Regions from separate parts of the Homo sapiens genome. Here region 2 is linked to region 1. Evidence: read pairs that join two places in POLR2A ChIA-PET (ENCODE). Cell type or tissue: OCI-LY7. All regions are shown on one strand. Each heading gives the region's core, and the rest is flanking DNA. Links, peaks and the distances in the headings are about the cores only. Region 1 overlaps RASD2 (RASD family member 2). Region 2 holds the start of MIR3909 (microRNA 3909).

Region 1 (15,685 bases), core at 6,415-11,414:
AATCCCGAGCCCCACCTTTGCCTCCCCACCCAATGCGACGCCCTCCACCTGGGAGATTCCAGCTCTTCTGTCTCCCACCTCAAACCCGACCCCTCATCATCCTCATGTTGGCTCTCCAGAGAGACTCATGCCATCGGCTCCCACCTGGATAACTGAAACCCCCTCTCCCGGCCTCCTTTCAAACACCCTTCCAACCCACTCACTGCAGCCAGAGGGGGCTTCCAAAAGGTGTATCTGATATGCCTCTCCCTTCATTCATCCATCCAACTCCTGATATATTTATCTAAGACCTACTGTCTGCCAGGCACTACGCTATGCTGGGAGAAGTGTGTCTTAGTCTCCTGTCATTCACATTTTAGCAGAAGAAACATATCATAAACACATTATAAGAAGTCAAGTGATGAGCCAGGCACAATGGCTCACGCCTGTAATCCCAACACTTTGAGAGGCCAAGGCGGGTGGATCACCTGAGGTCAGGAGTTCGAGACCAGCCTGGCCAACATAGTGAGACTCCGTCTCTATTAAAAATAAAAGAATTAGCTGGACATGGAGGCACACGCCTGTAATCCCAGCTACTCGGGAAGCGAGGCTGGAGAATCACTTGAACCCGGGAGATGGAGGTTGCAGTGAGCTAATGTTGTGCTGTTGTACTCCAGCTTGGACCACAAGAGCGAAAAAAAAAAAAACAAAACCAAAACCGTCAAATGATGATCAATACTTTGAGGAAAGAGAAGGCAGGGAGAAGGGGGGAGAGGGATGGATTAGGGAGTAATTTTAGGTTGAGAGGTCAGGGGATGCTTCTCTGAGTAGGTGACATTGAGCTGAGATAGGAATGAAGTGAGCAAGTAAGCCAGCATGGTCCCAAAAGGAAGCACTGTCCAGGCAGAGAACAGCATGTGCAAAAGTCCTGTGGCAGCTGGATATCTCCAGTATTTCCAGGACCAGTAGGCATTTGCCCTCTGTGCTCCAGCTACATTGAACTTCCAGTAGGCACTGTCTTGCCTCTAGTCCCTTGCCCACTCCATTCAGAAACATCCTCCCTCATTCTTCTGGTTAGCCTTTATTTATCTGTTATATTCAACTCCAGCATCATCTCCCCACCCAGGGAGGTCAGTCCAGAACCTCACCCTGGCTCGGTTAGAGGCTCCTCCTCGAGCTTTCACAGCACCTATTATAGCACAGACAGATTATATTGCAATGGACAGTTCAGGGGCTGCTTTTGGTTCTTCGTGGAGCAGAGACTGTCTGAATCATTTCTGTGTCCTGAGACTCTGACAATGAAGAAGGCTTTGGTGAATGTTCTGATTATGTTGCTGCTTAACCACCCCAAATTTAGTAGCATAAAACAACCACTTTATCCTGCTGTCAGATTCTGTGGTCAGGGATTTGGCCCACGCACATCAGGAATGGCTAATCTCTGCTCTGCTCTGTCTAGAGGATGCCCATGGCTGGGGCTGGAGGCTCCTGCACCACCGTGCCTGGCCTTCGGGCTGGATGCAGCTGGGACTGTGTCCTGAGCACCCCCACATGGCCTCTCCTCATGAAATGGGCTTCTCACAGCACAGCAGCTGGGTTCTTAGCAGGAGCATCCTGACAGTGACAGAACACCCTAAGAAAACCAGGCAGAGCTGTGTGACCTTTTCTGACCTGGCCCTAGAAGTCACAGAGCATTACTCCAGTGCACACCATTGGTCAAAGCAATCAGCATCTTGCCCTGATCAAGGGGAGGGGCATAGACTCCACCTCTTGATGGGAGGCACGCCAAAGAATGTAGGGGCTGTGTCTTAAAACCCGATATTGAACATGTGTCAAATGATCCTGATGACCGACGTCTGTACCCCATGTGACAAATCGCCAAGTGCTTTGGTGTCCACCTTGTGTGGTCCTCACTGAGAGTCCAGGATGAAGAAATGGAAGAGTCCATGCTGACCAGGGTGGGGGCCCCAGTGGGAATGCTGCTCACCCCCAGGTGCACCTGCAAGGAGCCTCAGTGACACAGAAATCATTATGGCTGGTGCTTATGATGTGCCAGGCACCATTCTAAATGTTTCACAAGTAATAAGTCATTTAGTTCTCATAACCATCCAGTGAGGTGGTGTGATTATTCCTATTTTACAAATGAGGACGCTGAGTCATGGAGAAGATACGGAGGAGCCACAGCCAGAACTAGGGTGAGGCAAGGGAGGCAATTACCTTAAGCACAATACTTCAGATGCCCCCTCACCCACAAAAACCCCCAGGAATCAAGGTGAATAATATTTTCATGTTTTTTATATATATATATATAATGCTACTGTTAATATTTATATATAATTATAATTTTTATTATATATTGTATTATATTTATATTAATTTATATTATAATTATAATTCTATTTATATATTATTGTAATTATTATTATTATTTATATATTATCATTATAAATTAATGATATTTAGTGCTATCATTAATATAGATAGATAGATAGATAGATAGATAGATAGATACAATTTTTTGAGACAGGGTCTCACTCTGTTGCCCAGGCTGGAGTGCAGTGGCATGACCATAGCTCACTGCAGCCTCAACCTCCTGAGTTCAAGTGATTCCCCCATCTCAGCCTCCCAAGTAGCTGGGACCACAGGCATGTGCCACCACACTTGGCTAAATTTTTGTGATTTTTGCAGAGATGGGGTTTCTCCATGTTGCCTAGGCTGGTCTTGAACCCCTGGCCTCAAGCCATCCTCCTGCCTTGGCCTCCCAAAGTGCTGGGTTTACAGGTGGGAGCCACGGTTCACAGACTTATGTAATATTTTTAAAATAAAAATTAATGCAAAAAATCCATAAGGAACAAAATGTCAAAAATTTAAATAAAGACAAGATCAGTATTGAGGTGATATTCAGCCCAGTCCACTCAAACTGCAATTGACCTAGGGACCTGTAAACCTAAGAAGAAATGCTTGTTGTTGAGAACTACTGAATTTTGGGGTGGTTTGTTACACAGCACTATTGCAGCAATAGCTGACCAATACAAAAAGTCATTTGCCTTTTAGCAGATGAGCAAATGGCAGACGTGAGATTTGAACTCAGGCAGCCTCAGACCAGAGACTACGTTATGAACAAGCCAAATGCTCTGCCTCTCTTACTGAGGGGCGCATTAAGGTGTGCACCCAGGATACCTGGGTTGGTTCAATCCTGAACTCTCTAACTCACTTTCCTGCTCAGGGTTCCTCTTCCTAGATGAGGTAGGGGTCCCTCTGTGAGTGCCATTCCCCAGACCCCTTTATCTGGTGGATGACCCTGGCTTCTTCATTTTGGCTGACACTTTAAGAAGGCTGACCTCAGATTCCAAAGTAAGGTATCAAACCAAGAGCAAAATTTTCAAAGCATTTGGCCAAGAACCAGCTCCTTGACTCTTGTACTTCTCAAGATATACAATAGTCAGCAGGAAGAAGATTTCCTGGGAAAGAGAATCACTGTTGAGCACTACAGTATGCTGTGACAGGGACTGCCCTTAGCTCAAGCCTAGAGAGCTGGACATGTGTCCCTGGGCAGAGTGGCTCTGTGGGCCACTGTCCTCTGCCTGATAAATCTCACATGTGACAGACTGGCTGGGTTAGATGCTAAAGATCCCAGTAAACTCAGAGCAACTTACACTCTTAGAGTTGATTGGGGTAGAGGGTGTGAGTTTCATATGCGCCAGATGTGGGCTGACCACAAGAGGAAGCTGGCATGGGGGTGCCTCAGGCCCTGTCCGATAGAACACCCCAAAGGGGCAAAAAGCCTCTGCACAGAGAATCAAAAGGCGTCAGAAGATTCCTTGGGGCTGCGGAGGGACTAAGCAACCAACCCAGGTTTCTTCTGTCTTCCGGTTCCTTCATCTCTAGGACCTTGTCACCATCTGCCTAGTTGAAGCCACTGCCACATTCAGGTTCAGCCGAAGGGATAGGGGAAGAGAGTGTGGAAGAGGTACACCCGGAAGATAGAGATGCATAGAAGCCTCTGCAGATAACAGGTTCCTAGTGATGGCAGGGAACAATCTCCAAAATAACCCCTGAGATTTTAATGGTATCATTAAACATTGGCCATGCTTGGAACGTGACACCATCTTCCCAAAGTGCCGTAGTAACTAGGCAAGGAAGAACTCCCTGCTCTTCTCCCTCCACCCCCTTCTCAGCCTCTTCTCCCTCCACCCCCAAACCCACCTCCCAAGAATGGAGAAGAGAGGAACCAGAAGTAGCTAAAGAGAGAGAAGGCAAGTGAGAAAAGTGAAGTATCCACCCTTCTCTTCCCAAGTCTCCAGCTTTTTATGTGCAATAGACCACCGCTGGGCGAGGGAGGGAAACTCTTTTGAATGAAGACTGGAAACTGATGATCACACTGGCCAAGGAATTTTAGTTGAGACTCTACTTACTACTTAAAATGTCTGTGGTATATTCTGTTTTCCAAGAGAGATGAGAAAAATCATGGGATAGTCTAAGTTTTCATCTGGGGATGGGGGTTGGATGTGAATAAGTTCTCAGAGCCAATTATTTTTATTTATTTATTTATTTATTTTTGAGACAGAGTTTCGCTGTTGTTGCCCAGGCTGGAGTGCAATGGTGTGATCTCGGCTCACTGCAACCTCCGTCTCCCGGGTTCAAGCTATTCTCCTGCCTCAGCCTCCCGAGTAGTTGGGATTACAGGCATGCGCCACCATGGTTGGTTAATTTTGTATTTTTAGTAGAGACGAGGTTTCTCCATGTTGGTCGGGCTGGGCTCGAACTCCCGACCTCAGGTGATCCGCCCGCCTCAGCCTCCCAAAGTGCTGGGATTACAGGCGTGAGCCACCTCACCCGGCCTGCTCAGAGCCAATTTAAAGCAGCCTTGGGAGCCTAGAGCTGCTTTCTGATTTCATCTGCTAAGTGGAGCTTGTTTGAAGTCAGACTGCCCGTGGTGTCCCGAGGCTGGCCCACTGCATTAGGGTGGCTGTTTGGAGACAACAGGCTGGCCAACCAGATCTCTCCTCCTCCTTTCCACAGTGGAGTCACCGCTGGGCATGGGGCCACCTAGCAAAGGACTGCATCTCTCAGGCCTTCTCATAGGTAGGTACAGTCACATGGCTGGGCTCTTGCCATTGCTAGAAAGTGGAAGTGATGAGTCCATGGCTCTGAAAACAGCAGGTGTACCTCTTCCACACTCTCTTCCCCTATCCCTTCGGCTGAACCTGAATGTTACAGTGGCTTCAACCGTGCAGATGGTGACAAGGTCCTAGAGATGGAAGAACCTGAAGACGGAAGAAACCTGGGTGCCTGAGTGACCAGGTGGAGCAGAGTGACTTTGCCATGAAAAAGAAGTTGGGTTCCTCTCTTGTGACAGCAGCTCAGCCTTTTATTGTGAACGGAAGAGCACCCCATTTTCTGAGTTCCCTGAACCACGTCCAGACACTGCACCCCAACTCACTGGACTCTCCCACTAGAGAGCAACCTCTCAGCTGGCTCAGTTATAAAAGCCCTGGAGACAAAAATGTGCTTTGGAATCAGACATGGTTTCTCATCCAGCTCTGCTCCTTCCTGGCTGTGCAACTTTGGACAAGTGACTTTACCTCTCTGAACTCCATTCTCTCTTATCCAAAAAAGGATTCCAGCTAGCTCTGCCATGAGGATTCAATGACAGGACGCAGGTAAAAGGCTCAGCACAGTGCTTGGCACAGAGTAAGGTCTTCGCAAAGGTCAGCTCCTTTTCCCTTCCCCCATTCCCGGCAGCCTTCACTGCCGAGCCCCTGGCAGGCCTCCCATCAGCCCCCACCAAACCGTGATGCAGACTGAAGTTTTTCTTTCGAGTAAGTGACAGGTTCAGGGAGGTGGAACAGAACAAGTACTTAGAGTTCACAGCGCAGAATTCTTTGAAATCATGTTCCCAATGCTCCCTTCCTAGGGTCGGGGGATTAGCCGGCTATCCTGGGCTTGGCTCTAAATGGTCTCACCATGAAGGGAATTTTCCTACAATCTTATCCTACCCACTGTCCCAGGGCTAAGAAGACATGTGTCTTTCTCCTCTGTGGCAGCCTGTTGCTGTCAACCCCATTCCAGGGCAAGGACTGTGGGATGCAGGGAACAAAGAGTGGGGCTAGAGCTGGGGCTGGGGCGAGCGTGTTCTGTTTGGTGATGATTGGAATGTTGTGAGTTATGCAATAGGAATATTAATTCCTTCTAGTAGAGACCATCAGGGCTGCGAGAGGCTGTTGGTGTGTATCTGGTCCGGATGCCTTCCTCCCGCCTCCCATTTACTCATGAAGAAAAGGAGGCCTGCGAGGGGACGAGACTTATTTCCAGACCCACATAGAGAAAGGGAGTGGCAGCAGCAGGCTGGGCTCCAGCGGGACACCGTGGAGGCCTGTCTCTGTGCACCAGCGCCCTTGTTATGGTTCAGCGCTGATGGCGATGCAGAAGGGAGTGTTCGCCTCCATGCTTTGTGTGTATGAAAACCAGGATCTAGAAAGTGTCCGAGGGACATGCCTCCCACACTGACCTTCTGTGGCTGGGGTGGGCAAAGGATTGGAGGGGAGCTGGGCTGCTAGATTATCAGAAGCTGGGAGACAGGCCCCAGGTAGGCAGAGGTTAGGAGCCGAGCCCCCAGGTAGGCAGGGACTAGAAGCAGGGTCCCCCAGGTAGGCAGAGGCTGAAAGCAGGGCCCCCAGATATGCAGAGGCTGGGAGCGGGCCCCCAGATATGCACAGGCTGGGAGCGGGGCCCCCAGGTAGGTAGAGGCTGGGAGTTCTCCAGCTCCCCACACTATGGACTTGTGTGGTCTCGCCTCCACCACAGCCTGGCTCTGTTTTGTGAATGTCTGTGCAGAGGTTGTGGCTTCCCAATGGACAATGTGGTTCCCAATGAACCTTACACTGCCTGTCTCTCGACCTCCTTTATGGCCTAGCTCCCTGATCCTGCTGGTGGCATTTGCTGATCAAAAGCACAGATGGTTTCCACCTCCCTGATGCAAAATCTTTCTTCAGCCAGACGGAAATCAGACAGCCTCTGGTGTTGAATCTCTGATCTGCCACTTCACCAGCTGTGCCATCTTGGACAAGATATTGAGCTCTCTGAGCCTAAATGCTCAGATGGGGTGAACATGAGTGGGCTTCCCTCGGGGCTGGGTGATAGGATGGCGTGAGACTCGCTGGGTAAAACACACAGGGAGTATTTTACCTCACTGACTTCCTCCTTTCCCTCTGCCCAGGGAAGCCTCTCAGTCCCAGGGGGCACATTCCGTGTTGGTCAGGGCCCAGACCTTCTCCCTCAGCCTCCACTTTCCATCCTCACCCACATCCTGTCTCACTTCACAGGAGTGCTCATGCTGTGGGTTCCGTCCAGAATGTGGTCCAACAAATCCATCACACGCAGGTGGGGGCGTGTCCCAGCCCCTGGGGTGAGTCTAAGTAAGGCTGCCCACGCTTGGCATTTGAGGCCAGATAATTCTCAGTGGGGTGGGGGTGGAGGGGCATCCTGTGCGTTGGAGGATACTGAATGGTGTCCCTGGCCTCCACCCACCAGATGAGAGTAGCAGCCCCAGCCCCAGGCTTGGAAAAGGTTTCCAGAGATTGCCAACTGTCCCCTGCGGGTGAAATTGCTGCTGTACAGGAATCACAAAGAACTCAGACACGGAGATCCTCCTGGAGCTAATGGTCCACGGGGGCCCCTTCTTTGTGGACACAGACACCTCGGTACACACACCCGGAGGACCCAGGAGGGCCAGGCTGAAGGAGGGCATCACCTTCCATCTGGGGGACTTATCCCCCTCTCCCCACACTTACACTTGAAGGTGGACTCAGTGCTGACCCTCAGGGCCAGGGCACACGGCAGGTGCATTTTGGGAGGGAAAGGCCAGCTTTGGTCTGGAAAGGGGCACACCTCCTCTTGGAAATACAAAAAATACACATGGGCAAGGACACGGCTTTGTAACAAACCCACTTTTATTGATAGTGTACACGGAGATCCATGGTGGCGGGGCTGTGCCTGGGTGAGAGCGGGCCACACACCGGTGCAGCCAAGGTACCTGGTCTGCTCAGAAGGCTCAGGCAGTGGGTGGGGAAGGGGACAGAGGCAGGGTTGGAGCTGCTGCTTTGAGCACAGACGCAGGCAGGGGCCAAGGCTGGGGTGCAGGTGCAGGTATGCAGAGCTGGGGCTGGAGCATGTGTACATCTGTGTGTACATCTGTGTGTACTTGTATATACATGGGCATGGTGTACACAATATCTACAGGGACCCTCACAGACTGATCTAGGGAGAGGGTTGAGGACAAGATGTCCCAAAGCCCTGAAGGCCCCAGGGGCCAAGCATCAAGAGAGGGAGCACATCGTGGTATGTACTGAATGCCCAGCGCTAGCTTGCTTCTGCCACCCACAGACTTGCTGTGTGACCTGGAGGAAGTTACTTACCCTCTCTGAACCTCAGAAAGACCCAATAGAAGATCACTAAGGTTCCTTAGGGCCCTAAAACTTCAATATGTTTAGAGAGATTAAAATACAAAATATACTTGTTAAGAGCTGATGACAAGGGCCTTTGGTTTATGGGTTCAAAACCCACCATGCCTGAGTACATGGTGGTACCCAGCATAGCCCAATCCCGGGCACAAGGAGAAGACCCGCCCTGAGCTTTTCTGTCGGATCCCTCCCAGGCTCAGTTCTGGGTCCCAGCTGCTCCTCCCCGCCTCCCCACCGCTGTGTGTGCAGAAGGTGGTGGGGCAGCAGGGGCGGGCAGAGGCCAGGACTGGGGACCCTCTTGGTTTCCTAGGACACAGTGAACCCAGCACCCAGTAGGTGCTTAATAAATGCTTGAGGAACGAGCACAGTAGAGGGCAGCCTGGTTCTAGGTGGAGCTGTACCCTGAATTTGCTAGGGGACAAAGGTGGGGCCTGGTGCTCATCGTGTCCCCTCCGAGTCTCGGTGGTATCCTCTGTGAAATGGGAGCATTAAAAAAAAGCAGTCCTGGCCTGCCCACCCCACGCTTGTGCAATTGTCTGTAAACCGTGGAGCTCAATGGCGGAGGTCAATGTCTAGCTGCAAACAGGCCACGGAAACCCTGTTTGGGAGCAGAGGAGGAAGGCGTCCCGGGTGGAGGCCGTGGATCTGAACTGGGTGAGGGCCTGGCCAAGGAGGGAGTCACTAGGCTTTTACAGTACAATGATTTCCATTTCTACTACTATACATGACACGAAAACAGCTGCAACCACAACAAAGCACAACTGTCGGGCGGAGGGACCTAGGAGAGGAGGCTGAGGAACGCGGTCAGGAGGTGGGCGTGGTCTAAGTGGTGGGCGTGGTCTAGGAGGTGTGGCCACGCCCCCTTCAGACACAGAGTCCACTGGCTCAATGTCAGGCGCAGCTGGGGGCCAACTTGTGTGTGTGCTGGGGGTGGGAGGGGGTGCAGAGGCAGCTGAACCAGAGCGTAAGAGTTGCAGGGCTGGGAGAGAAGTTCTCCCAGCTGCCACCCAAACCAAGCTGGGTGTTATGCCAGGAGAGAGGAGACCTTTCTCATCTGGCCTTCTGTGTCCTTTTCATCCTGAGGCTTGTCCCAGGAGGCTCCATATGACGCAGCAATCCTCACCCCTCTGGCATCAACATTTCTTCCAACCCCAGGAGAGGAAGGTGTAACTTGAGTCTCTGCCTAACTCTTGAGGCTGCAGAGATGTGTCCTCCCACAGAGGAGATGAAACCACCAAGGAGCTGTGGACAAGCGGACTCAGGAAAGCTGTGAGAAGGCAGACGAATGTGCGGAGGCCAGCGCCCGGGGGCCTCCAGTCTGGTGCCTAAGGTCTGTGAACAAGACTGCTGCCGGGGCCTCGGTGGGGAGATGCGCACAGTGGGCATCTGGGGCCACCTCCCTGAAGGCACTGGCCAAGCCCCGCCCCAGCATCCCTCGCTCACTGGATGGTGCACTTGTCCCTCTCACGGGCCTGGCCTTCCCGAAGGACCTTGGCCTTGATGTACTTGAGGTCACTGTTGACGCTGGGGCGGCGGGCGAAGGGCGAGACCATGCCATAGGCGTCCATCTCCTTGACGCGGCGCATGCAGAAGGGCCTGGGGTGGAAGGCGTCACCGTACTGCACGGAGATCTTGCGATGCAGGGCGGGGCTCATCTCGTGTGGCAGCTTGGCCATGCTGAAGAGCACGTAGAACATCTCGTCCACGTTGGTGTTCTTCTTGGCCGACACCTCGAAGTAGGCGCAGTTCTCGTCGCCCGACACCAGCAGCTCGGCCTCGGTGGTGGGCACCTGGCGGCACAGCTCGCCGTGGTCGTTCTTGTTGCCACAGATGACCATGGGCAGCTCCGCCGCCTCCTTGGTCTTGTTCTTCAGGCAGGACTTGACCTCCAGGATCTGCTTCTGAAGGCGCTTGACCTCATCGAAGGACTCCCGGTTATCCAGGCTGAACACCAGGATGAAGACATCCCCTGCAGGGAGAGAGCCCAGGTAGTGAGTTCACCGGCCAGCTGCAACCCCTGCCCTCCTCTGGCCACAGAACATCAGCCCTAAGAGCTGGGAGTCACAGGTGCCCTGAAGCAGTTATGCGGCATAACTGCTTTAACCTACACAGCGACTCTTCGGGGTAGCTGCGATTATTCTCCCTGCGATTATTTTCCAGGACAGGAAACTGAGGCTGAGGGGGTTGAAGCCCCTGTTCACAGTCGCATAGCTAACACGTGGACCACTTGGTTCAAATACAGTTAACTCACTTCACATTTCTTTGCAGGGCTGGAGAGGGGTAGGTCACTTGTGTGGACTGTGTTCAGATAATAATAAAAATCATTTCTATGAGAGCAGGGGTCCTGCCTGTCTTGCTCAATGCCTAGTTTGCATCTGGCCTCATCCGCTTAGCTGCCAGCAGACTTGGGCAGATCACGAAACCTCTGTAACCTCAGTTTCTCTGTCTGTTTCATGAAGATGAAATATTACCTTGCAGGATGATTTTGGGAGTTATGCAAGATAATGAATGGACAGTGGCACATGCTCAGTGACCTCAGGTGTCAGTAATGATGAGAGTGAGGGCCTACTGGGGGCTAAGCACTGGGTGTATGCTCCAGGCCCGTTGTTCTCTTGATTCCTCACTATGCCTCTGTCAAGATTTTGTTACCTTTGCATTACAGGTGAGCAAACTGAGGCTCAGAAAGGGTATGCAGCCTGCCCAAGATCACACAGCTTCCGTGTGGCTAGGCTGAGATTTCTACCTGATTCTGTTCTCACCTAGCTCGTGCCTGGCACCCGGTAGGTGCTCTCTGCTTCTCAAATAAATCATAGGATGAAAAAGTGAGTGCTGGCCTCCAAGGCCCACACTGCCTCCAGGATAACTCACTGCATCACTCAAGGCAGGCTTGTGAATCTGAAACAGGGGCTGCTGTGGAGACGGTGGGGTGGTGGGGAGGCTGTCTGGACTGGTACCTCCATCCTGATTTCCAGCTTTTAATAAGCACCTTCCTCACTTTTGCTTAAACTTTTTTTTTTTTTTTTTTTTTTTTGAGATGGAGTCTTTCTCTGTGGCCCAGGCTGGAGTGCAGTGGTGTGATCTTGGCTCACTGCAACTTCCACCTCCTGGGTTTAAGCGATTCTCCTGCCTCAGCCTCTGGAGCAGCTGGGATTACAGGCGCCTGTCACCATGCCTAGCTATTTTTTATTTATTTATTTATTTATTTTCTGAGACAGAGTTTCACTCTTGTTGCCCAGCCTGGAATGCAATGGCAAGATCTCAGCTCACTGCAACCTCCACCTCCTGGGTTCAAGAGATTCTCCTGCCTCAGCCTCCCGAGTAACTGGGATTACAGGTGCCCATCACCACACCTGGCTAATTTTTTGTATTTTTTAGTAGAGACGGTGTTTCACTGTGTTAGCCAGGCTGGTCTTGAACTCCTGACCTCAAGAGATCTGCCCACCTCGGCCTCCCAAAGAGCTGGGATTACAGGCATGAGCCACTGCGTCCAACCACTTTTGCTCAAACTCTTGATAGCCTTGTGGTGTGACAAGATCCCTGTCTCACAGATGAGGAAACTGAGGCCCAGAGGAATCAGCAATTGGCCCAAATTCTTGAGAAGAGAAGCAACCAGTTCCAGCTTCTGGCAGAATGGCTGCCACCTTCCTCTGCACCCCCAGAGCACATCATTTACCCCCATTTAATGGCACATGGCACATTCAGAATGGTGTCCAGATCAAAGGTGTGCTCCAAACAGCTCGGGCACAGAGAAGGGTTCCATCACCCACTCGTCCTGGTCTCCCCAGGGCCTGGCACACAGTCAGTGTTAACCAAGGAAGCCTGAATGGATGGGAGGTGATGGAGGGAACTGCAGTGTGGGCTCTTCTGAAAGGCACTTGCGAGGCAGCGTCAGCTTGGCAACTCTTCCTGCTTGGGCTGCCAAACCCCATCCCGTTAGGCTAATCCGGGGCCCCTGAGGACTCGTGGCCTTGACATATTCAAATGCGAGACTGCGATGCCAAGCATCAGAGATCGGCCCGTCTGGCAGCTGGAAGAAGAGCTGGCAGTGGAATTAATGGCTTTCAGAATTTCCTGAGCAGCAGGAAAATGAGGTTGAAAAAATGAGGTTCCACCAGGTTGGAAAATGAGGCACGGGTTGGTGTGTGAAAAAAAAACAAGCATCAGACAGCTGTGCTCAGAATGATATGCGCCATAAAAAAGAGACAGACAAAAATACTCTCCATTGTGGGGATACAAATACGAATGCCGGTGTAGTCACGGAGGCCCGGAAGGCTCCATGCCAGACTGCCAGGGTGGCCACCTCCGGGGCAGGGGCAGGAGCCTGGGATTGGGGACATGGGTCAAAGGGGCATTAGCTTTATCTGTAGCGTTTGCAGGAGGGTGTGTTTGGGTATTACTTGTGTCACTGAAAATTAATGCTGAAAATATGCATGTGCTTCCTCTCTACATCTCCCCTCTCCTTCCCTCTGTCATTAGCCTTATTCATTGCAGCGGGTACCCAGTCCCCTCCCCAAGGCTGGGGGAGCTGACACCAATGCAATACCCGTCACGTGCTGGAAGCTCCCGCCACAAGCCTTCTTGCAGTCCTCACAGCCTCCCTGCGGGGTATGAGGTTAAGCCCACTGTGTGGCTGGGGAGGCTGAGACTCAGACAGGATGCATGTGCCTCTGGTCACACATTTAAGCCAAGAGGCCCAGCAAGGATTCGAACACAGGTCGACCCAGGGCTCTCCTATCTACATGCCCCTTCTCCAAAACTCGGGGTGGAGCGGAGAACTTGACTGCTGTCTGGGTCAGATGCTCGGAAAAGCCAGCCTGGAAGAGAAAGCACTCAAGGAGGGGCCACCCCGCAGCCTCAGTCTTGGCCTCAAGGCGGCAGCAGGGCTGGGAGTGGCATGGGTTTCTCTGTATAGAAGTACCTCAGTTGGGGGGTTATCTGAATGATGCCTAGAGAGTTGCCTGCTCACTCCTTCCCTTATCCCTGCTCAGCAACTTCAGGGGCGTGACTTGGGAAATGATCGTGTAACCCGTAGCAGGCCCACTTGCAAATGCTGACTCAACAGAAGACTTGGGGATTTATTGTGCATTTACTATCTGCTCACCAAGCGCCTTACATATATTCATTCATTTAAGTCTCACAGTCCCTTTAGGATGAGTGTTGATGTGGTGCAGTCTTACAGATGAGAGTGCTGAGACACAAGGAGATAAAATCCCTTGCCTCGAGGTACAAAGCCAGGAAGCAGCGGAACCAGGGCTCACACCCAGGTGCTGGGTCCCGGGCTTGTCCTCTTAGCTACCATGCTAATGCAGTGTAAACAAGGGCACAGCCCCTCAGCTCCACTCACCCCTTCTTCCCCCCAACCTCCCTGTCCCTCCTCACCCTTCCCAGCAGGGCTGAGAGGCTGTGGTATGGCTTTGTCTGAAAGCACAAAAGCAGACTGCCTTTACGAGCTGTGCTACCACTGGAGTGAGTTACTTAACCTCTCTGGGCTTCAGTTTCCCCACTTGTAAAAAGGGAATGAATAACTATTTACTATGAGGGTTAAATAACTACATGCTGGCTGGCCGCGGTGGCTGACGCCTGTAATCTCAGCACTTTGGGAGGCTGAGGTAGGCAGATCACGAGGTCAGGAGATCGAGACCATCCTGGCTAACATGGTGAAATCCCGTCTCTAGTAAAAATACAAAAAATTAGCCGGGCATGGTGGCACATGCCTGTAGTCCCAGCTACTTGGGGGACTGAGGCAGGAGAATCGCTTGAACCCGGGAGGCAGAGGTTGCAGTGAGCCGAGATCGCGCCACTGCACTCCAGCCTGGGTGACAGAGCGAGACTCTGTTTCAAAAAAAACTACATGCCAAGCTCTAAGAACAGGGCCAGGCCCATAGCTTCTGATAAGTGTCAGCTAGTGCCATCACCATCACTATGACCATGACCAAGCCCCCTTCCCTTTGGTGATCACTGCCTGGGTCCTGCCCTTACCTCTCTAGGAGGTGGCAAAGGCCTGGGGTGTGGGAGACCTGAGCCCCGTGGACTGACCTTGGGCCCTGGAGCTCTGGTGGGTCATCTTCCGGAGAAGGAAAGCAGCAGCCAGGGCATCATTCTGTTCCCTAGAAAGGAATATCCCTGGGGCATGCTGGTATCAGCTCCTGATCTGGAAGGCGGCCCCGACAGCCATGAGTAATCGATCTGGAGTCTAACAGAATGGAATCGGGGCCCCCGACTTCATCACTATTTCCAGCACATGGCAAAACCTCTCTGAGCCTCATTGTGCAGGGATGACGCCTGTCTCAGACGATGGCTATGCAAGTCTATGCAAACTGCCAAGTGCCCAGCACACTCCGCACCCATGCCCTGGCCCTGCCGCCCCAGCCCAGGCACCAGTGGGCCTCACCTGTGAGGATGGACAGCCTGCGCATGGCGGGGAAGGGGTGGTTGCCAGAGGTATCCAGGATGTCGAGCTGGTACATGTCGCCGCGGATGTTGTATACCTTACGGTGGAAGTCCTCGATGGTGGGTGTGTACTGGTCCTCAAAGCGGCCATTGAGGAAGCGAGACACGATGGAGCTCTTGCCCACCCGAGAGGCACCCAGCACCACCATGCGGTATGAGTTTTTGGCGGGCACACTGAGCGTGCAGTTCCCGCTGGACAAAGTCTTCATCATGGCTCGGGGCTGCAACAAAGCGAGAGAAGCAGGCATCAGGGCCCCCCCGACCTGGCCCCACCACCTCTTGGCCTCCTCTAGGCCTCTGTCTAGGACTCAGTTTTCTGTCTGTAAAATGGGAACATCAGACGAGGTTCTAAGGGGTCTTGGAGTTCTACCCTCTCATTCATTCATGCCCTCTCCTTTACTCCTTCCTTCATCCACTCACTCACTCAATATCCGTTCATTCATCCTTTCATTTATGCAAGCACCGGACTCCTGGGATTTGAATCCTTGCCTTGCCTCTAGCTACTGATCTTGGGCTAGTAGCTTAACCTCTCTAGAAGTCACTTTTCTCATCTGCAAAATGAGCCCAATTCATAGAGTTGTTGCAAAGGGCTCAGCACATGGTGAAATCTCAAAAATGGTATCTATGGTGAGAATCCGTTCTTTCCCTGGTTCATCCATCTGGCTTTCCCGGAGCCTGTGATTCTAGGATAAGACATGGGGAAGGCACTAGCATGCATTTCTTAAGCCTGGGGCAGGGGGTGGTTCTGTGGCCATTCAGCCCTCCTGGGAAGAAGGGAAGGCTATGTCCACACCGCA
Region 2 (15,685 bases), core at 3,892-8,891, 210 kb after region 1:
GCCGACTTCCCAGCAGCAGTGGCAACAGCAAGTGCCCAGCTGTGCACACCGGCTCCGTCTCCCGCTCCGCTATCCCCATCGCCTCTTAGCTGCCAGACGGGCTACCTTGTCCTTGCCCGAGACTCAAGAGCAGGAACCGGGCACAGAGGAGCTGCGGAAGCTGGGCTGGCCGGGCCAACCCGGAAACAGCCTGAGCCCTGGGGTCCCGCAAGACCCTCAGCTGCCCCTCCTTGCTCCTCTGGGCCTTCTCCTGGGTCCCACTCCCTTGGAGAGCAGCACGGTGCCCCACGCCCATGCCTGGCAGGAGCCCTGCGAGCACCCCCAGCTTTCCGGGTGGCCGGGCCTGGCCCCTGCTCACCATGCCTTGTCTCACCATCCAGTCACTGAGGCTTTTCCCGCAGCCGCCTCCCATCTGGGTGAGAGAGAGTCACGCTGATGGCGGAGGGACGGCAGCGCCAGGGCCACTGGAGGGCGCGGCTTCTAACAGGGGTGCGCCTTTCGGGTCAGGAGGCCTGCTGCCACTTTGGGAGGCGTGTGTGTGTAGGGGTGTGTGTAGGTGTGTAAGGGTGTGTATGTAGGTGTATGAGTGTAGGTGTGTGTGTAGGTGTATGAGTGTAGGTTTGTATGTGTAGGTGTAGGTTGTGTAGGTATAGATGTATGTGGTGTGTGTAGGTGGTGTGTGTAGATGTGTGTGGTGTGTGTAGGGGTGTGTGTGCAGGTGTGTAGGTGTATGAGTGTGTAGGGGTGGTATATGCAGGGGTGTGTATGTAGGTGTATGAATGTAGGTGTGTATGTGTAGGTGTAGGTGTGGGTAGGTGTAGGTGTGTGGTGTGTGTAGGTGTGTATGTGTAGGTGTAGGGGTGTGTGTGTAGGTGTGGTGGGTGTAGATGTGTGTGTGGTGTGTGTGTAGGTGTATGAGTGTGTAGGTGTGGTGTGTGTAAGGGTGTGTGTAGGTGTATGAGTATAGGTGTGGTGTGTGTAGGTGTGGGTGTAGATGTGTGTGTGGTGTGTGTAGGGGTGTGTGTAGGTGTATGAGTGTAGGTGTGGTGTGTGTAGGTGTGTGTGGTGGGTGTAGATGTGTGTGTGGTGTGTGTAGGTGTATGAGTGTGTAGGTGTGATGTGTGTAGGGGTGTGTGTAGGTGTATGAATGTGTGTGTGTAGGTGTGTGTGGTGGGTGTAGATATGTGTGTGTGGTGTGTGTAGGGCTGTGTGTGTAGGTTTATGAGTGGAGGTGTGTGTGGAGGTGTGTGGTGGGTGTAGATGTGTGTGGTGTGTGTGTGGGGGTGTGTAGGTGTATGGGTGTGTAGGTGTGGTGTGTAGGGCTGTGTGTGTAGGTGTATGAGTGGAGGTGTGTGGAGGTGTGTGTGGTGGGTGTAGATGTGTGTGTGGTGTGTGTAGGGGTGTGTGTGTAGGCGTATGAGTGGAGGTGTGGTGTGTGTAGGTGTGGTGTGTGGAGGTGTGTGTGGTGGGTGTAGATGTGTGTGTGTGGTGTGTGTGGGTGTGTGTGGTGTATGGGTGTGTAGGTGTGGTGTGTGTAGGGCTGTGTGTAGGTGTATGAGTGGAGGTGTGGTGTGTGGAGGTGTGTGTGGTGGGTGTAGATGTGTGTGTGGTGTGGGGGTGTGTAGGTGTATGAGTGTGTAGGTGTGGTGTGTGTAGGGGTGTGTGTAGGTGTATGAGTGGAGGTATGACGTGTGGAGGTGTGTGTGGTGGGTGTAGATGTGTGTGTGGTGTGTGTAGGGGTGTGTGTAGGTGCATGAGTGTGTAGGTGTGGTGTGTGTGTAGGGGTGTCTGTGTAGGTGTATGAGTGTAGGTGTGTGTGGAGGTGTGTGTGGTGGGTGTAGATGTGTGTGTGGTGTGTGTGTAGGTCTATGGGTGGAGGTGTGGTGTGTGGAGGTGTGTGTGGTGGATGTGGCGGCTGGTGTAGAGGGATGAGGCAGGTATTGTGGTACCCACCGGGGGGTGAGCCACAACAGCTCTGGGATGCCAGCGCCCTGGGTAGGCTGAGGCAGAGCTGACAGCAAACTAAACAAAGCTTCTCAACTCTCTCCACAAGGATCCCAGAGGCTGGGCCTCAGCAACCCCAGGATAGCAGGGCAGGCGGCTGTCAGATGGTCTGGGGGCTCCCAGTAGGGTCTGACAGGCACCCAGGTTTTAGAAACATCAGTTTATCCAACCTTCTCACATTCATCCATGGCACACATGCAGTTTCCTAGGGCCCCAGAGTGGAGGGAGACGAGAGTCCTGCTCCCAGCCCGTCACCCTGTGCCTGGCTGGTTCACCCTACTCAGACCAGCATGGGGCCTGGCACATGGCACAGGGCACACAGCAGGCATGTCAGGGAGTGAAGGAACTAAAACCTGGCACACAGCATGCAATACCACCTCGTCACACGACTTGTGAGTCCTGCTCTGAATCCCAGGGCGCAAACCTGGGCTGCGCACAATTGGCACTTGATTCTGTTTCTTTTTTTTTGAGATACAGTCTTACTATGTTGCCCAGGCTGGAGTGCAGTGGTACAGTCATAGCTCACGATAACCTCAAACTCCTGGGTTTAAGTGATCCTCCCGCTTCAGCCTCCCAAGTAGCTGGCACTACAGGTACCTGCCACCGCGCCTGGTTTTGATGCTGTTTTGTACTCTGCTCTTGGGAATCATGTTCTCACGGTTTAGTGGGTGAAGGCCTTACCACCAGCCAAACTCCAGCACCCCAGGAGCAGGCATTTGCTCACAGAGTTTTAAGAAATCATACCCTGATTTGGCAGAAGTGGCTTAAATCTCCCAGGTTATCGGAGATAAATCAGTGATAACCGGTTTATCAGCTTCTCTTTGCTGCCAGTGGAGTTGTGTGGTGCGTTTCCTCCCTGTGGGCGGGCTGCAAGGTAGTGTGGGAGCCAGGACACCTGGGCTCTAGTTTTAGTCACGCCTGAATTGCTGTGTGCCCCTAGGGAAGTGAACCCTGTCTCTGGGCTGCAGCAGGAGCAGATTGGCTGGGATTGCTGCCCACTGGGTGGTGGAGTCAACCTCTGACCACGAGAGGCCAGGTGGCCTGAGAGGGGAGCTCCTACAGCAGGCTCGCGGTGTGTTGGTTCCGATGAATCCCGACACACTGGAAGCCTGAGGCTGAGGAGGGAGACACACACCTCCACTCACTCTCCTTTGCACCTTAGGGCTTTTCACAGCTCTAAGGTTACCAGCATGGCTTAGAAGCCAGGCAGAACAATACCTACGAGACCCTAGGCAGGGTATCTCCCTGTCCTCAGCCTCAGTTTTCTCATCTGTAAATGGGATGAGGACATGGCGGTACTGCGAAGCGTAAGTGCCGTAATACCGTAGTGTGTGCCAGGCACCATACCGAGGACAGTACACCTGTGGTTTCACTTAAGCTCTTCCTGGAACTCAGTTTTCTCATCTGTAAAACGGGATAATAACATACCCTAAGGGTTTCTGTGATGACTCACTAAGAGAGGGGATGCAAAGTGCTTAGTGCAGGCCTGGCCCGGAGCACAGGCTCAGCAAATGATGGCTTACACCCGAAAAAGGACTGGAGTCTCTGACTGGTGTGTGCGGTGGATGTGACACGGGTGTGCAATGTGCTGTGCTTGGTGGCAGGTCACACACCACACATGGGAGGTACTGGATTCTCTTGTTGCCCACTGGGTGGTAGAGTCAACCTCTGTCCACGAGAGGCCCAGATGGCCCACCCCAGCGTCCTCCACCTTGCCCTGTTCTGACTTGGGAATGGCTCCTGAGATGCTGGGAGACCCAGGAGCGGAGAGAGTGCCCTTGGGGGTCACGAAGACTTTGCCCACAGTGGACTGGCCTGGACGGTTTCCACAACTCGTCCCTCCCTGCTTTCCTTCTTTTCTTGAGACAGGGTCTTACTCCATTGCCCAGGCTGGAGTGTCGTAGTGCAATCTCAGCTCACCACAACCTCCACCTCCTGTGCTCAAGCGATCCTCCCACCTCAGCCTCCTGAGTAGCTGGGACTAAAGGTGTGCGCCACCATGCCCGGATAATTTTTAAATATTTTGTAGAGATGGGGTTTCCCCATGTTGCCCAGGTTGGTCTTGAACTCCTGACCTCAAGTGATCTGCCCACCTCGGCCTCCTAAAGTGCTGGGATTCCAGGTGTGAGCCACTGTGCCCGGCCCTCCCTGCTTTCCTAGCTCCATCCTGATCTTTCAGATTGGAAGTCAAGTCCCTCCTGTGCTCAAGACTTCCCCGCGGCCTCCACCTCACTTAGGATGCAATCTGCAGCGCTCCTAGCCGCGCTGAGGTCCTCTGGTCCCTGCTATATACCCATAGAGCTTCACTTCCTACCCCCAACCCCATGCTAGCCTCAGAAGTCCCCATGCTGCCTTGAGCCTCCTCTAGCCTCCTCGGCCCCAGGTCCACCACCCTCACTCCCCCGGACTCCCTGGACTCCCAGGTCCGGCTGTTTCTAACTGTCTCCCATGGGACCTGCTCTGTCTGCTCACTTGCTGGAGCAGAAATTCTCACACTGCCTGAAAAGCATCCAGATACACGTTGACATGCATGAGAGAATGGTGCTTGGAGGTCTTGCCAAAGCGTGTGGGGGTCACCCACAAAATGTGCTCGGTGCTGGACAAGTGGCTGTCACTCAACACACAGTCAAGGAACTAAACGGAATTCAAAGAGCACCCTCGCATTTCTCCCCGCTGCTTTAGGGTCCGCTCTTTTTTTTTTTTTTGAGACGGAGTCTCGCTCTGTCGCCCAGGTTGGAGTGCAGTGGCGGGATCTCGGCTCACTGCAAGCTCCGCCTCCTGGGTTCACGCCATTCTCCTGCCTCAGCCTCCCAAGTAGCTGGGACTACAGGCGCCCGCCACCACGCCCGGCTAATTTTTTGTATTTTTAGTAGAGACGGGGTTTCACCGTTTTAGCCGGGATGGTCTCGATCTCCTGACCTCGTGATCCGCCCGCCTCGGCCTCCCAAAGTGCTGGGATTACAGGCGTGAGCCACTGCGCCTGGCCAGGGTCCGCTCTTTTATTCCTCTCTGCCCACACTCCTGCAGATTAAAAGTCTCTAGAGAGGCAGAGAGGAATACTATTGAACGGGCTCTAACTCCATGTAAAGCTCCCTAAATATATCCTCTCACACTTCTATTATAAACAAGTATAGGTGCTAGGATAAGCCCCAATGTACAGATAAAGAGACTGAGGGTCAGAAAGGCCAGTCATTTGCTTAAGGACACATAGCTGGTAACTGGTAGAGCTGGAATGTGAAGCCCGGGCCACTGGTCTCCAGTTTCTTTCTTTTTTTTTTGAGATGGAGTCTTGCTCTGTCACCTAGGCTGGAGTGCAGTAGCACAATCTCTGCTCCCTGCAACTTCCACCATCTGGGTTCAAGCGATTCTCCTGCTTTAGCCTCCCGAGTAGCTGGGATTACAGGCATGTGCCACCACGCCCAGCTAATTTTTGTATTTTTAGTAGATACGGGGTTTCACCATGTTGGCCAGGCTGGTCTTGAACTCCTGACCTCAGGTGATCCACCCGCCTCAGCCTCCCGAAGTGCTGGGATTACAGGTGTGAGCCACCACGCCCGGCCTGGTCTCCAGTTTCAAGTCAGGCTCAGGTCTGAATCCTTGCTTGTGGGCTTGGGCAAATGGCCTGGCCTCTCTAGCAGTTTCCATAGCTATAAACTGGGAATAACCACACTAGCCAAAAAGAACCGACCTGACGGCCAAACGAGGAAGGGCCTGTGGACGTGCTGGGCCAGTGCTTGGCCCACAACGGCACCCAGTGGGTGAGCATTCCCTCACCTCCTTCAGGAGGGCCCCAGGGTGGCAGGATGGCCCCTCTGCTTACCGCGCCAGTGCTCTGCTGCCGGGCGTCCAGGGCTCCAGCCAGGCCGTCTGTTGCTTGGGGGGCTTCGTATTTTACCCTGAAAGAGAGACCACCAAGCCATTGGATGCTGCCCTTACCGATGGCTGATGCAAGAACGGAGCGGGCTGGGGGGCACAGATTGACGGCTCCCATCCTCCAGGCCTGCCTGGAAATGGTAAAAAGGGTCTCATTTCCTGCCTCTGGAAATTAGGATCTGACAAGTGACCTACATGACAGACAGCAGCAAAGGCTGGAGAGGTTAGGGAGGGTGTTGCTGGCCAAAGACTGAGACCAAGACCACCAATGGCTATGACCAGGATTGGCCAAACTCAGGAGACTGATAAATAGCTCCAGTGCCCGTAGGCTCATGGAGAATTCCCAGCAGACCCTTTCTTGAGCAGATCTTGTTTCCTATTTTATAGACTGTGGTTGTGTATGAGGTCGTATTTGAATGGGGGATTCCATTCTGCTGCTGAAAACACATCTATAAACTGCTGGGTGAGGTGCCATCTTGTCTTGCACTGGCTCACCAGCACAAAGATGACTCTGCCCCCACCTTGTCTCAGCAGCATGGGAGGTGGCTTGGTTACAGCTCTTCTAAATGTCCTCTGGGGGGTGCCAGCCAGCTAGGCAGGGTGGGGAGGCAGGAACTGGGAGGGCACGCAAGGCTGATGGGCTGGGAGCGGCAGAGGCTGACCCCACAGTTGCTGGGCAGATGAGGAGAGGCAAGGAAGGGTATGTTGTGTGTGAGGTTAAGTCTCCTGGGGAGCAAGAGAATAACCTGAGTGAGAGGAGAAGCTGGCTAAGGAGGAGAGGCGGCTATGGTGTCTTTCCCAGCTGCCGCAGTGGGGGTGCCCAGGGCAGGTGTTGGGGACCCAGCCCTGTTGCAGGGAAAGAGCCCTGTTATTCTCGCCCTGAACTGCCGGCAGACAGGACTTCAGCACTGGCTCAGTGCAGCTTTGAGGCAAAGAAGTAAGCCACAGAATTCTGGTCACAAAGGGAAAGGCCTGCGATTCCTGTTAGGAACAAGGCCACCTGACACGCTAGTGAAGCGGGGCTGGTCTAACTGTAGGCTTCAGGAACTGGGACTGCATCACATTTAACTCTTGCAATACCAGCTTGCTTTCTGAGGAATGGAGTAGGCTGGCACTGAAAGGGGCTTCTTGAATATGACCCCCAGTTCCCACGCAGTCATTTTGAAGAGTGCTGCTGTCTGTTCCTTCCCACCAGGGGCAGAGTTTGCTGGTGGAGTGTGACCACTAGCTGGGGCATTCCCTGGTTACACGGCTCCCATCCATGGCAAGTGGGCCAGTGACTACGGCAGGGCCCTGCTGGAGCCAACCTTAAAGCCAGTGGCGGGGGAGGTGGGGCGTCAGGTTGCTGACTTCTGACCCAGAGAAGGCCTGCTAATTGAGGGTCTGGAGGTGCTTGTTGCTGTCTCTAAGACATGCTTGGCGCATTGTGGGCAAGGCTGAAGAAGCCATGCCCAGCCCCAGAACACGCAGAAACCCATGATTTCCCTTCACTCAAAACAACTATCTGGGCCAGGTGCAGTGGCTGAAATCCCAGCACTTTGGGAGGCCAAGGCGCGCGGATCACGAGGTCAGGAGATCGAGACCATGCTGGCTAACATGGTGAAACCCCGTCTCTACTAAAAATACAAAAAATTAGCCAGGTGTGGTGGTGGGCGCCTGTAGTCCCCAGCTACTCGGGAGGCTGAGGCAGGAGAATGGCGTGAACCCAGGAGGTGGAGCTTGCACTCTGCAAGCGCCACTGCACTCCAGCCTGAGAGACAGAGCGAGACTCCGGCTCAAAAAAAAAAAAAAAAGAACTATCTGCCCTTCCTAAGCTTAGCTCCTCGCCACCCCTGCCCACACATGGCCCTGAAGCCCAGCTGTCCCTGAAGGCCATGCCTGTGGTGGTGGAGGGCCAAGCACTTCCCTGGAGGAAGCCCGCACCTCCTGCACTGGGTGGTGACCCCTGGGCTAGGGCCTGCTGCCCCCTGCCCAGTGCAGGAGGGTGGAGGGTCACTCCTTAGGTGGTCCCAGTGGGGCTGGTGGGCAGGGGCTGCACCTGGGCCACTGGGGTGACACTTGTCTAAGTGCTCCTTGTAGAGAAGGCCTCTGTGTACAGCAGCACTGACGAAGATGCGGACAAAGCGGGGGAAGGACACCCCTGCCTTTGTGAAGGCCTAGCCGAGGCGTCTCTGCTGTGGCTCGCCCAGAAGCCCTGCTACTCCTTGGCATTGAGTGGATAGGACTGGCTGCAGGAAGGCTGTGACGGTGCCAGCTGTGGTCAAGGCTGGAGCAGAAACAGCGGCTGATAAGGAGCTGGTTTCCCTGCCAGCCAGGGCAGAGCTGGTTGCAGGCTGGTGTGAAGTGGGGAGCCAGGCAGGTACAGGGAGGAGCGGGCTGGACACCAAGCTGGCAGAAAAGGCCAGTCAGGTGACCAGAGCTGGAAGATCCACCAGAAGCATTTAAGGGGGCCAGCCAGGCAGGAGAACAAAGGGAAGACGAAATGGATGCTCAGGTCCACGCCTGACCTTGCTGGATGTTTTCTGCCAGGGTGGAAACCAAGCCCTGGGGAGGGCCTGCAGGAGAACCAATGGCCTGAGAAGGTGCATGATGTCATTTCAGCTGTGCTCAGCTGAAGGCAGTTTCAAAGATGAAAATCTGATAAGAAAAAAGATCCTTCCTGTGCTCCCTCCTGCTCATGTTAGAATAAAATCAACTGCCTCTCTGTAGCCCAGTGGGCCCCACCACCCTCTCAGCATCCTGCCCCCTTCCCTGTGTGAAGAGCATCTTTCCCAGCTGCTGTGCGGGAGCCAGGGCACCTCTCTCCCGCCCTGCCTCTGAGACTTTGCACATGCTGTTCCTAGTGCCTGAAATGGCCTTCCTATCACCCAGCACCTGGTCCAGCTCTGAGTACCCTCCGCAGAGTTGCATGCTCCCTCCTCTGTGTCCACAGAGCCTGGTGCCCCCTCCAGGACAGCACTTAGCCCTTCACAGCGGTGGTCCTGGTGCATGTCACTCTCCCATGAGACTGCAGGCCCTAGAGGACAAGTTCCTTGTGTGCTTTTCCCTGTCCCCCGGAGCCTGCTCCCCAGAGGAAGGACAGCGCAACAGCATACCTCAGCCAGGCTGGTGACCAGGGCAGGCGCCAGGGTTCTCCAGTATGGCCAGCAGTGTTGCCTGCTGGGGCCTCTGTGGATGGGCGTGTCTGGCTGCAAGTCCCATCACACTCATTAGCTTGCCTTTGCAGGGTAGCCTCGGCAGCACCCCTAACTCCATGGCAACAGCTGCTGGTCCCAGGGTACCTGGGCTTAAAAGTACAGACTCTGCCCAGACTAAAGAAAGATACAGCTAACAGCCAGGGCAGCCCTAAGGACCTAGCAGGCTACAGCCTGGACCTGGATTTGTGGGTGTGGAGAGGTTATCCCTGGGCTCTCTGGAGGCCCATTGACAAAGTTCCAAAAGACACCAGAATGACCTCTAAGGAGCTGAGTGGGGTCAGTGGGAAGATCCCATAATCTAGAACTTTCCTTAGCTATAAGAATCCTGGCTGCCCACAGCTCAGCCCTGGGGGTCACAGTGGGCAAAAGGCTGAAGAAAACATCAAGCAGACTGTTCCTCTTACAAGCCTGTACGGGGCCAGTTCTCCCGCAGGTCCCGGCAAGGGGTCAGACCCTGGTGGACACACTCAGGCCACGTGCCTATGCTGCTGAAAGTACCCCCTGAAAATGCACGGTGCACAGGGAAGGGCAGAGCCCCAGCTCTGGGGCAAGGCTGACAGAACCTGCTTAATCTTCTCTGGAAATTAACGGTGGCTATGGAACAACAGAAAAAGACTTGACTTGAAAGTCCCTGAGGATTTATCAGGAAACTTCCCTGCTCCTGGAGGGCTTACTATGCGGTACACAGTGCAGGGAGGGGGGCGGGGGGTGGAGACACTGTGTTTTGGAACCAGACAGCCCTAGGCTCCTAACCTAGTGCTGCCAAATATTAGCTCCTTGACCTGGGGCAAATGAGCCTGCCCCTCTCTGTGCCTCAGTTTCCCCCTCTGATCAGACTATGTAAGATTCTGGCATACAGTGGGTCATTAGGCTCCCCCTCCCCCACCCAGCATGGCCTGTGGGGAGCGCAGTCTGTCAACTGACCACAGGGCTCCCAGGCCATGCTGGACTGACTTAGGGGATACTAAGGGCGTGCTTACTAAGCAGGGTCCGTGTGCCCTTCCTCATGGTGTGCCACCATAAAACCGGGTTCCAGAACCCCGAGAGCCACCCGAACTGCAGGGGACCAGGGCAGGGCCAGGCCACTCACTCTTTCCGTTGGTCAGCCAGTGAGCTGCCCCGTGTCAGCGCAAACATGTCAAACTCATCTTCCAGTCGACCAGAGGCCTCCAGAGACTGCAGGCCAGCTCTCACACTGCTGGAGCCCAGGTCTGCAGGGACAGAAAGGCCACGTGAAAGACCCATCCACAAGCTTGTGTGTGAGCTGCTGCTGAGCTACCTGCTGCCAGACCCAGGGCTTGGTGCTGGGGAAGTGGCACGTGTGGGTGGGGGAATGCGCGAGGCAGGCCACCTGCTGCTGGCTGTGGGGCCTTGGGCAAGCGGCTTCCTCTTCCCAGCTTTAGTTTACTCACCCCTCTTGGGGCTGCTGTGAGCGTTAGAGAACAGTCAAAACGCTATCCATTGATTCTGCTGGGGAAGTGGCTGGGCAGGAGGACAGTAATCAGATGGGTAGTCGATTTTTTCAAAAAGTATAGCATTAGTGATGCAAAATGGGGTGCTAATGATTTCCTAGGGCTTGGCATGAAGCAGACAGTAAATTATATTAAAACCTATCACAGTGATAACAGTGACAATGGCCAACTACTCAGCCAGAGTGCAACCTGGGCCTGGCATGGTCTAAGCGCTTCTCATACACGAGCTCCCTACTCCTGTTAAAGAGGAGGAAAGAGAGGCTCAGGAGGTTTAAGGAACTTGCCCAAGCTCACGCAGATGATTGAAGCCATGGAGAATTCAGTGTAGAGGGCCAATCCTAGGATGGTAGGATTTCTGAGATCCAAGGCGGCTCAGGACTTGTGGGGCTGCCAGGGGCAGTGACCCCGAGTGCCCCACCTTGCAGCAAGATTCAGCCTGGGACCCCAGCAAGGTGGGGTCCAGACTGACACTCTGCTGTGGGTATATAACAAGGGCACCCCGAAAATCTGCAGGGGTGCCCACAGTACCATAATGTACCCTCAGCTGGAGCCCTCCAAACCACACTTACTCATTCCTGCCAGCTGGGATGAGAGGTTGCCGGTGGCTGCTGGGTCAGGGCCCATGTCGATCAGGTCAGCTGCCGGCTCGGCCTCACTTGGGGCCTGGTGGGAAGGGAGATGCCCTGATCATCCCCGCTGTCTGCAGCTTCGTTCCTTTCTGCCCCAAGCACTGTGGCTTGCAGGCTTTGCCCAGGGATCTGTCACCAGGGCCCCAGGAGCTAGGACTGGGCATCAGGGAATTTCCTTCCTCCCCTCTGGCTCCAGCTCAACTGGACTCCCTGGGAGGTTGGGGAGACCCTGGGGCATCAGGTGGTGGCACAGCCTTATTTACCTTAAAGGGACAGGGACATAAAAAGTTAGAAGGGGATTTCTCTATGGGCCTGGATAAGACAGCACCACCCTGTCCAGTTTACTAGGGGAGGGAGGTGAGAATGGCACTCCTTCTTCCCATGAACAGGGCCTGATCTAGTCACAGAAAAGAAGACTTTTACCTTGGTGGTCTGGCCTGTTCGGAACCGTTCAAACCTACAAGACAGAAAAGACACGAGTTATGGAGACAGACTGAGACAGGCCCCCACACACGGCCAGGCAGAGCTTTTCAAACTGTGGGTCTCAACATCAACACGGTGGGTTATGATCAGGGTGATGACACGTCTGGTGTGCCCTGGACAGATCCAGTTCATGCCTGCTGTCCCTGGGTAACTAGCAGTGCTCCTCTTTCCCTTGCAAAAGTGTCCCAATTTGGATGATCAATTATAAGGCAACCTTAGTCATGAGTAGCATGAAACAAATAAACAGGAATAGGTTAGAACAGCAAAGAAAATAGGAATGCATGGCACGCAGTAAAGGTAAGGACTGTCTTATGAAACTTGTTTCAATTACATATTTGTGTGTGTGTATGTGTGTGTGTGTGTGTGTGTTAGTGCTCTCTTCAGTGCTGTAAGAAAGATACATGTATCTCTAATCTTGTTTTATGGAGCTACTTAGGGGCCGGTGTGATAGATCGAGAAGACTTTAGTGTGGGGTCTGTTCAAGTCGTGGCCTTGTCACTTATCACATGACCTCGGGTAAATTATGTTCCTTCTGAACTTTAGTCTGCTTGTCTAGTATCTGTAGGCACCTGCCTCCCTGAAGTGCTGAAGCCCAAATTAGGACATGGGTATAAGTGACTGCGAGCTTGAAAGCACAGTCAGATATTAAGCCTAATGACTGTGGATATCTGAGGGTACCAGCTGCTACCAGATGGGGCCCCTCAGTCACCTCACAGCCCATACCCCAAAATGGCAGGGAAGAGGCCTTTCATTCCACTGGGCCAACGAGCAGGAGAAGCTAGGCAGACGTGACCTGCAGGGTACCCCCCACTTTCCACTGATTTAGAATCAATCAGTGAGTGTCTTTTGATGGAGAAAGACACAAAAAATGAACAAGGGGCTGGAGGAGGCTGGAATAACTCATGTCAGTTATCAGACACCCTGGACTGCTAAGCGCTTTACAGACACTGTTTCATGGACTCTCACTTATGCCACAAGCCTCATTTTACAGATACAGAGGAGGTGTGATGGGCACACAATTTCTGCAGACCCAGCAATCCTTCTCCTTCTCTTTCCTTTTTTTTTTTGAGATGGAGTCTTGCTCTGTCGCCTAGGCTGGAGTGCAGTGGTGCGATCTCGGCTCATTGCAACCTCTGCCTCCTGGGTTCAAGCAATTCTCCTGCCTCAGCCTCCCAAGTAAGCTGGGATTACAGGCACCCACCACCACCTCCGGCTAATTTTTTTGTATTTTTTAGTAGAGACGGGGTTTCACCATGTTGGCCTGGCTGGTTGCAAACTCCTGGCCTCAAGTGATCCTCCCGGCTCAGCCTCCCAAAGTGCTAGGATTACAGGTGTGAGCCACTGCGCCCAGCCCTTCTCCTTCTTTTGTAATAGCACCTAAGTACTCTTTAGAGGAACTGCTCCTCCCCCATTTCACATCATCCCGGTGGGGCTGCCATCAAAGGGCCCTCTCCCATACCCCAGCTGGTAGGCACAATGAAGCTCAGCCAATCCAAGTCTCTCTTGGGGATGTGACTCTTGAACAGAATGATACAAGGTGGGCAGGTGGGTGTGGTGGCTCATGCCTGTAATACCAATGCTTTCGGAGGCCAAGGAGGGAGGACTGCTTGAGGCCAAGAGTTTGAGACTAGCCTGGGCAACACAGTGAGACCCCTGTCTCTGCAAAAAGAAAAAAAAAAAAAGAAAAGAAAATTAGCTGGGTGTGGTGGTGCATGCCTGTAGTCCCGGCTACCTGGCAGGCTGAGGTGGGAGGACTGCTTGAGCCCAGGAGGTTGAGGCTGCAGTGAGCTGTGATCATGCCACTATACTCCAGCCTGGGTGACAGAGCAAGATCGTGCCTCAAAAAAAAAAAAAAAAAAAAGGTGGACAGGTGTTTGTGGACAAGTGTTTGAGCTGATGTATTTATTGATGGCAGCACCCTGGGGAGATGGTCCAGGAATTTCTGCTCCTGAGACATCTGAGCTGCCCTGGGATCCATCTTTCTTGTTCTGTTGGGAGACATCAGTTTCACTTTTCTCTGGATTCTGAAAGCTACCCATTTAATAAAGATTATTATCCTAACAAATTCTTTTTCTGCCTAAGTTAGCCAGAAATGTTTTGTGTAGCTTGCAGCAGTGAAGTCACTTGTCTAAGGCCCCAGAACCAGGAAGTGGTGGAGTGGGCGAGGACACACCAGGCCAGTCTGGTTGCAGGGCCGTGCTCTCAGCTGTGACCTGTGACCATCTCCCAGGGCTGGACTTGGGCACAGGCAGCAGCGCTAACCCTGGAAAGGAGATACAGGGCGGCTGGAAGGAGGGGCCCTCATAAACATCCTGGAAGAAGACAGCTGAGGGCACAGGCCCTTAGGAGCCTGCCTTGTGTTTGAGAGGAGGACGAGAGAAGGCTCAGATGGCATGAGACCAGGAGAACAGGGAGGAAGGGAAGGGAGAGGGTTGGGGCAGTAGGCCAGAGGCCAGGGGAGGTGCTGGGGCTACCGTTCATGGCGCAGGAACACATTGTTGAGATTGTCATTGACGATGAGCAGCTCCTCTGTCAGCTGCTCATTGGCGATCTGAGGGATGAGCTCCAGGACCCGCTGCTGCATGGCTCGGCACGTGCGGTTGAGCTCCTGCCAGGAAAGGAAGTGAGGCAACCACAGTCACATGACTCAGAGTGAGGCCGTCTCTTTTTTTTTTTGTGAGACGGAGCTCTGTCGCCCAGGCTGGAGTGCAGTGGTGCGATCTTGGCTCACTGCAAGCTGTGTCCTGGGTTCATGCCATTCTCCTGCCTCAGCCTCCCAAGTAGCTGGGACTACAGGCGTCTGCCACCACGCCTGGCTAATTTTTTTTTTTGTAGTTTTAGTAGAGACGGGGTTTCGCCATATTAGCCAGGGTGGTCTCGATCTCCTGACCTCACGATCTGCCTGCCTCGGCCTCCCAAAGTGCTGGGATTACAGGCGTGAGCCACCGCGCCTGGCCAAGTGAGGCCATCTCTAATGCACGGGCCTCCAGCCCCTGCACAAGCCTTGGAGGAGGGTGAGGTGCCCAAACTGGACTTCAAGGTTCCACGGAACAGCTTTTTGGGTTCTACAAACATGAACTTGAACTTCACTTCCAAGTGTTAGATGCTAAAATTTAATCCACAGGAAACCATCAACATGTCCAACTGTGCTGCCGGTTTAACTTGGCTTCGTGCAGATTCCAGAATAAAGGTTGTGCCACCATCTTTGCTTAGTCAAAAAAAAACTGAGTCTGCAAAGGGGGCTGGCTGAACAAACCACAACTTCTGGGGGTATGCTGTGATTTTTGCAACCAAAGCATACAGAATGAACTAGATGACTGCAACCATTAGCCACAAACCTCGATTTCGAGTTTTTGCCTCACTTTTCTCACTGCCTGATTTTTTGTCTTTTTAAACAAACTTTTAGCTTTGGAATAATTTTAGATTTACAGAAGAGATGCAAAGATAGTACCACAAGTTCCCATATACCCTTGACCCTGGCTTCCCCTTAGTCTGGCATTTGTCAAAACTGGTAAACTACCATTAAACATTAAAACTGGTAAAATACTATTAACTAAACTGCGGACTTTATTCAGGTTTCACTAGTTTTTCCTCTAATGTCCTTTGTTTGTTCTAGGATCCTACACTGCATTTAGTTATCACGTCACCGACTTTTAACCACTAGGTGTCATATTTAAACTTATGAAAAATAAAAAAAATGGCTACACCCGGTGGCTCGTGCCTATAATCCCAGCACTTGGGGAGGCCGAGGCGGGTGGATCACCTGAGGTCAGGAGTTCAAGACCAGCCTGGCCAACAAGGTGAAACCCTGTGTCTACTAATAATACAAAAATTAGCCGGGCATGGTGGTGTATGCCTATAATCCCAGCTGCTTGGAAGGCTGAGGCAGGAGAATAGCTTGAACCCAAGAGGCAGAGGCTGCGGTGAGCCGAGATCGCGCCACTGCACTCCAGCCTGGGTGACAGAGCAAGACTCCGTCTCAAAAAAAATAAAAAAATAAAAAACCATAGCCATATGGGTTTTCATT

Evidence for each region. ChIA-PET counts read pairs that join two places held together with the same protein. Peaks named below come from ENCODE experiments on the same cell type or tissue, not always from the same donor. Only the 100,000 strongest peaks of a DNase experiment are listed, where the experiment ranks them.
Region 2: POLR2A ChIA-PET joins it to region 1 with 10 read pairs; 1 of 35 experiments calls an interaction of 5 or more read pairs at or near these places.

The regions. Positions count from the first base shown.
Region 1 is chr22:35,546,225-35,561,909 of GRCh38, reverse strand. RASD2 (RASD family member 2) reads right to left here. Exons shown (of 3, transcript NM_014310.4): 2 at 14,830-15,109; 3 at 7,911-10,407. The coding sequence starts at 15,100. The coding sequence ends at 9,878. Among named protein-coding and RNA genes, the nearest start is that of RASD2, 13 kb to the right of the region's middle. RefSeq lists enhancers at 1-420, 8,641-9,620, 12,157-12,867. In OCI-LY7, for the core only: no CTCF peak of the experiment used is centred there; a DNase peak (open chromatin) is centred at 9,199; H3K4me3 peaks cover 417 bases; H3K27ac peaks cover 484 bases.
Region 2 is chr22:35,328,928-35,344,612 of GRCh38, reverse strand. TOM1 (target of myb1 membrane trafficking protein) reads right to left here. Exons shown (of 15, transcript NM_005488.3): 8 at 14,133-14,266; 9 at 11,599-11,632; 10 at 11,116-11,209; 11 at 10,165-10,285; 12 at 5,825-5,900. It overlaps MIR3909 (microRNA 3909), which reads right to left and starts at 8,973; the gene lies at 8,855-8,973. It overlaps MIR6069 (microRNA 6069), which reads left to right and starts at 7,814; the gene lies at 7,814-7,892. RefSeq lists enhancers at 6,889-7,798, 13,753-14,253. In OCI-LY7, for the core only: CTCF peaks have their summits at 6,273 and 6,474 (motif pointing right); a DNase peak (open chromatin) is centred at 6,431.